Linked DNA regions of Homo sapiens: region 2 is linked to region 1. The links are chromatin contacts, found by Hi-C or POLR2A ChIA-PET in ENCODE. All regions are on one chromosome and are shown on one strand. The core of a region is the stretch at or near the end of the contact, and the rest is flanking DNA. Distances in the headings are between cores, read along the strand shown. Region 1 has its middle 340 kb from the start of LINC01753. Region 2 has its middle 220 kb from the start of LINC01753.

What was found. A loop is a pair of places that touch in the nucleus more often than their neighbours do. ChIA-PET counts read pairs that join two places held with the same protein, here RNA polymerase II (POLR2A). Pooled maps may share reads with other maps.
Region 2: a loop to region 1 is called in a map of ovary, with 2.5 times the contacts of the local background. The contact joins two enhancer-like sites. A Hi-C loop is called at or near these places in 1 of 168 maps with a recorded cell type or tissue (ovary) and 2 of 50 pooled maps. POLR2A ChIA-PET finds 5 or more read pairs at or near these places in 1 of 52 experiments (activated T-cell).

What each region holds. Positions count from the first base shown.
Region 1 is chr1:55,603,442-55,606,407 of GRCh38, reverse strand. No RefSeq gene overlaps it. Among named protein-coding and RNA genes, the nearest start is that of LINC01753, 340 kb to the left of the region's middle. Within about 2 kb of position 1,452, at least 2 of the 41 ENCODE cell types and tissues checked have a DNase peak (open chromatin) inside an H3K27ac peak, as active enhancers do.
Region 2 is chr1:55,719,049-55,722,384 of GRCh38, reverse strand. No RefSeq gene overlaps it. Among named protein-coding and RNA genes, the nearest start is that of LINC01753, 220 kb to the left of the region's middle. RefSeq lists enhancers at 1,425-1,925, 1,926-2,426. Within about 2 kb of position 1,969, at least 14 of the 41 ENCODE cell types and tissues checked have a DNase peak (open chromatin) inside an H3K27ac peak, as active enhancers do.

The DNA.
Region 1 (2,966 bases), core at 203-2,702:
TTTGCTAATCTTTGCCTTCTGCATCTGTAAAATGGAAAGGCTAATTCTTACTGCAGAGTTATTGTGAAATTTAAAATTAGCATATGTAAAGCTTGTTCTCCCATAATGAATAGTCCCTATTATGAACAATAACAGTATTTATTCCAGGCCCAAATCATCACCTCACTCAATCTGACCATCAGGTCACTCAACCCTGACCCCTTGTTTCCCCAGAAATGAAATTATGACTAAAGGGAGCATAGGCTTTGGAATTGTCTCCAAAACTAATGAGCTAGGCAGCCTTGAGAAATTTTTCAACCTTTCTGAGACTCAGTTTTCTTATTTGTAAAATGAAAATTATAAGATTTTGAGTATTTGATGAAATCATCTATTCTAACATTTGTCCTACCCACTAAACTGCAAGCTTCTTGCAGATAAGGCCATATTTGTGTGATTTGCTTCTGTTTCCTCAAAACCTGGCACCACAGTGCACAATCCCAGAAGCTGGAGTTCTGAAACCTGCTGTCAAATGGCTTGTCTTCATGCCCACTGCCTACCTACCATCTGCTGCCAGACTGTCCCCAAACTTTCTGTCTTTCCCTTGAATGCCCTGCAGTGGACTCCCTCATGGTGACTACTTGCCTGCATAACTCAAGGGGCAGAGAAGAAGTCTGCCAATAGCAAATTGGCAGAGTCCATCATGTCCCCTCCTCCCAGGATCTGCCCCAGTGGACCTCCCTGACAAAAAGCCAGGGCCTAAGGGAGTGATGGAACTATGGAGAAGTATGTTTCAGTAGATGGAACAGCATGAACAAAGGCTTCAAGGCTTGAAAAGAAAATGGAAGCAGTTTAGGCTGAGTGAGGACACTAAGGAAGTGTTGTGAAGTGGTGCAGACCAAGTGCAGCTTCAATGCCAAGAAAGTTGGGCTTTATTCTTTGGGAGCCTCCAAGTATTTTGAAGAGGGAGAAGCAGTGATTAGAAGCTCAACCAAGAAGATGAATCTCACACTAATAAAGATGTTTATTAGTGTGGGGAGAGCTGGAAGCAAGGAGACGAGTTAGAAAGCTGACATAGTGCAAACAAGTGGCTTGCTCAAGCTCAAGGAGGACTCATGAGAAAGAGTCACACCAAACATTACTGTATGTTCTCTATAGCTCTTTTCGAGGAAAACCCTTGGATAACTTTAAGTCGGTGACCTAGATTATAATCCTGGCCATAATCTGCTGGGTGACTTTGGCAAGCCACTTCACCTCTCTAGGGCTCCCTTTCCTTATCTACAGAATAAAGGGCTTGGATCAAAATATCCCTTTCAGCGCTGCATATTCATTGTGCTCTCCACAAGTTCATTACATTTCCAAGCACCTGTGAGAGAATGATAAGACACTTTGATTGAAACCAGAAAGCCAAGTCATCCAGGGAGACCCCCACCAGGCTTCTCCAGATGTGGGCCATTATCATTTAGCACAAAGGACTGCCAGGCAGCTAAAACAGAATATTCCGGGAAATTGCTCCATAACTGGGCATTTCTCCTTGTAAGCTTAAATCAAAGCACTCTGAGAATAAACTGTTCCCACAAGGGAGATAATATTATTTCTCCTGGCCTGAAGGCAATAGATGTGTGTGTCTGCTCATACTTCTCCGATTCACCAAATCTCAGAGGCCATAATACATTTCCAGAGGTAGCCAACCAGCTGTCACACAACTGGAAAGGAGCAAAATAAAAAGAATAATGGGAGCCTGATATTTCCATCTTGCTGGTGTCTCTTTGTCTCTTTGGTGAAACCAGCAGCTGGTAAGATAAAAGCAAAAAATAACAAGAAACATCCAAAATACCAAAGGGTGTCAAAAAAAAAAAAAAGGCAGGAGAAGGAACAGAGGAAAGAGAAAAAGCAGAAGCAAGGTCTTGGGACAGAGACAGTGTGGTACAGTGAACTGGGAGGAGAGGAAAGCCACAGCTTGAGTCCAGGGCCACATCTGTCCTGGTGCCAAGCACAAGCTTGACTCCTGGGAGCTTTTCAGCTCTCACATTCTGGGGTTCAACCTCCCCAGTGCAGATCAGGTACTTTCTAGCACTTGGGCTTCCAGGAGAGAAAAAGAACAAGTTTTGGAGTATGTATGTCACACCAGGCATTTACCAGCATATGATGTCAGACAGCTTGTTTGGCCTCTCAGAGTATCTGTTTTCTCATCTGGAGAGCATGGAAAGTCACATCTACTGTATTTCATCAAATCTAACACACCACACACTGTAAGATTCACCATTGTTTTATGTACAGTTAGCAAAAGAGAAACAAAAAATAACCTTGACAATTAAATCACAATATAAGGCTCTCATCACATAGACTGTAAGATTCAGCCTGATCTTAAAGATGTTAACATGTGGAAACAAGAGTCTTAGAATCTATGAAATGCAGCATTTGCAAGGTTGTTGAGAACTCTAAAAATGAGGCCATCTGTGGAAAAATGCCTAGTGCAGTGCCAGACATACTTTAGGGACAAATATATATTTGTGATTTCCATTATAATCACCATCATAAAACAATTATCTGAGGCCTCAGCAATTTCCTGGGAAGTGGGGTTGGACGTGGACACTGTGCTATGTCTCCTTTTGCTCCTTTCCACCTAGCACCTAATCCTTTAGAACACTTAGCAGATACCCACCACGTACCACCAAGGTGCTGAGGGCTTTAAGTGTTGATTTGTCAGCCAACTCATTGAGTTGATCCATATAACTGCGAGAAATGCTAACACTATGGTGACCATAGCTTGAACCATCACCCAAAGTTGTTGTCCCTGCCAACTGTTTGACAGAAGTGATGCCTCTGGGGAGGTAGAAGGTGGGAGAGTGAAGGCCACCATTTTGACTGCCCACCAGAGTCTCTGCTGCTTAAGTGGGTGGCCAGAGGTGACCTGCCCCTTTAAGGATTGTGTTAAAGCTCACATACTTTGTTTTTAATCTCTTTCTCCCCACTCTCTCATATTTTTT
Region 2 (3,336 bases), core at 720-3,219, 120 kb before region 1:
TGCGTGATTGACAATGAGCATTAAGCCATAGATGGAAGCTTGCCCTGGGCTAGAGAGGGTGATAATATGGAAGACTTTATTGCCTGAAGAGTCTCCCCTACTGTAGCCTTCACCCATGAAAACTTCACTTTAGGTAGATTGTAGAGATGTGTACATTTTAAAGGCTTTAAGGCATTCTCCTGTGAAAAGTCAATGTGTCATATTTATCCCTCATGTTGCTATAGCTATGGTCCTTTTCTAAGCACTTTCGCATCCATTTGCTCATTTGAACACAGCATGACCCTGTGGAGGGTCCCGGCTGAGAAGCATGAAGGGTGGGATGGGGCCCAAAGCCTGCCACCTACTTGCAGTGTGGGACTCAGAGGAGTCTGAGTTTAGCTCAGGATTCCTTTCAGGAGGACTTCCCTGATTATCTTTTCACAGGACAGCCTCTTCATTTCTGTAAGCACCAGGCAATCTATTGAGTACTTTGAGGAACTTCAAATGAGCTAATGGCCCTGTTGTGGTCAGGAGTGCTGGCCTCAGGATCCCTGGGTTCAAATTCCTAGTATCACTACATCCTGGTGCCATCTTGCAAGAAGAACCTAACTTCTCTATGTTTCAGATTTCTTGTCTTAAAGGGACAAAATTATATCTACCTTGTTGAGTTTTATTTTTTTGAGATGGAGTCTTGCTCTGTCGCCAGGCTGGAATGCAGTGGCACCATCTCGGCTCACTGCAACCTCCAACTCCCTGGTTCAAGTGATTCTCCTGCCTCAGCCTCCTGGGTAGCTGGGATTATAGGCATGTGCCACCATGCCCAGCTGATTTTTGTATTTTTAATAGAGATGGGGTTTCACCATGTTGGCCAGGATGGCCTTTATCTCCTGACCTCATGATCTGCCCACTTCAGCCTCCCCAAGTGCTGGGACTACAGGTGTGATCTACCATGCCTGGCCTTAATAAAAATGAAAAGACATAATCCATTGAAATTATTTACATTAGGGTTTCTCAACATCCACACAACTGGCATTTTGGACTAGACAATTCTTTGTTGCTGGGAACTGTCCTATGTACTGCAGGATGTTTAGCAGCATCACTGGCCTCTACCCACCAGATGCCATAGCACTCCAAAAATGTCTCAGACATTTTCAAATGTTTCAGGGGTTGGGGGGCAAAATTAATTTCCATTGAAAACCACTGCTTAGGCTGGCACAGTGTCTCACACCTGTAATCCCAGCACTTTGGGAGGGTGAGGCAGGCAGATCACTTGAGGTCAGGAGTTCAAGACCAGCCTGGCCAACATGGTGAAAGCCTATCTCTACTAAAAATACAATAAAAGAAAACCAGGCTTGGTAGTGGGCACCTGTAATCCTCCTGTAATCCTAGGTACTCGGGAGGCTGAGGTACGAGAATGCTTGAGCCTGGGAAGTGGAGGTTGCAGTGAGCCGAAATCACACCACTGTGCTCCAGTCTGGGCAATATAGTGAGACTCTGCCTCATGAAAAAAAAGCCTAATAATAGCTCAGTGAATGTTAACTATTACTGTAATTTGTATTATTGTGTTGTGATTATTAATGTCTTCTGAAGATGAAGTACAAATCTCCCCATTCTATGCTACTATAGAGAAGAAAGAATTCAGTTTTTAAAGCTGAGATAAATCAAATAATTCTAGCATCACAGATTTGCTGGTACTAGTTCCCCCGTGTATTAAATAGGCACAATGTGGCTATTTCTTAAGCTAGTTGAAGATTCAGTGAGCAAGCGCAGATCAAACAGCCTGGTGCTGAAGAGTAGATCAGTGGCTGTTACCTGAATCATACTGTTTTGTCCCTTTGAGGAGGGGTGCTCTGGAAAGAGCCCCTGCCAGCCTCAGAGGAAGGGACATTGCTGGGCAGCAGGTCACATGCAGTGCTTGTCTCAACAAAGCAAAGTAACATGTGGCAAGCACAGCTGGGGGCAGCTGTTCCCTCGTTCCCTGAGGATAAAGCCCTGCTCTGTGGATGAGCATTTTTTGGCACCAGGATAGACACAGCTAAGCCTAACTGGTTATCTGCCAGGCTTGAAGCTGGCCCAACCTTGCCCACCCATCTGCAATTCTTTCCTGATTAGGAAGAAAGTAAATTCACCTCTGAGTCCTCTGCGTGGGAACAAAGCTCTACTTTGCCTGACTTTCAAGATACACAATTAGGATTCCCCAAAGGTTATTGGTGTCAGACTGGCACACAGTAGGTGTTTAACATACTTTCTAAAACCTTTGATGATGCTAGTTTTATGTATCCTGCTTCACTTAATCCTCACACTAATCTTTTGGAGTCAATATTATTGAATTTTATAGATGAAGAAAAGGTTCAGAGGGTTAAGTGGATTTTCTAACAAAACATAACAAGCCGAGTGGTGAACCTTGCATTTGAACCCACATCTGTCTAACTCTGTGCCCTGTGATCTTTCTAATATTGCACCTGTAACGTACAAATCTGGGAAAGAAAAGTAAATCGGGAGGCTATTTCATGATTTTTTTTTTAACTCTCAAGCAGGTGAAAAGATTGCCCACTCACACAGACCCAAGTAACAGATTAGTCTCTCCAACTTCATTAGAAACAATTTTATTTCTCTGAATATTGTGTCTCATTGATTTGCCCTTTTTCCAGGCAGGCACAGTGTTAGAGGCTGAGAATTCTGATCTGAAAAGCCCAAGTCAAAGACCTCCCTGAATTTGAAAAGCCCACAGGAGAAAAACAAGAGATAATCCTTTGACATTTCTTTGCAAGATCCCAATTGTGGCAAATTTTGTGTTCCCAAGTGCTGTGGAGGCACAAGGCAGCAATGACCAGCTCTGTCTGTGAGAGTCAGAACTTCCCAGTCAAAGAGAAATGAACTGAATCTTAAAGGGGGAGCAGGAAGATGTGCACAGTGACTTGTCCCTGAGCCTGGTCCTGGTAAAGGGAACTTAATGTTTAAAGGCATAGTGATGTATAAAGCGGGTGTTTAGGGAGCAACAAGTAAGGCTATGTGGTTGGATTTTAACATCTGCCATTAGGATGCAGACACGGCTAAACATTTGCCAGGTCTTCCATAGCCCCCTAGTATGTCAGAGCCAGACATTCACAAGGTAACTGAAACCAGAGAAGGAACCTGGCCTGTTCAGGGACACTGGAGAGCAAACCTCACTCCTGATTCCCAGAACAACACTTCACCAAACTGAGCTGCCTCTTGTGTAATCACCCTCATTCTCGTTTGGAGCCACCGCCTATGTGTCTCCTGCCTGGCCCAGATTCCTGGGGTCTCAAACCACATGAGACCTCAGAAGGGTGCATTAGTCATTTGCATTACTATCCGACCAGCATAGTTTCCTGG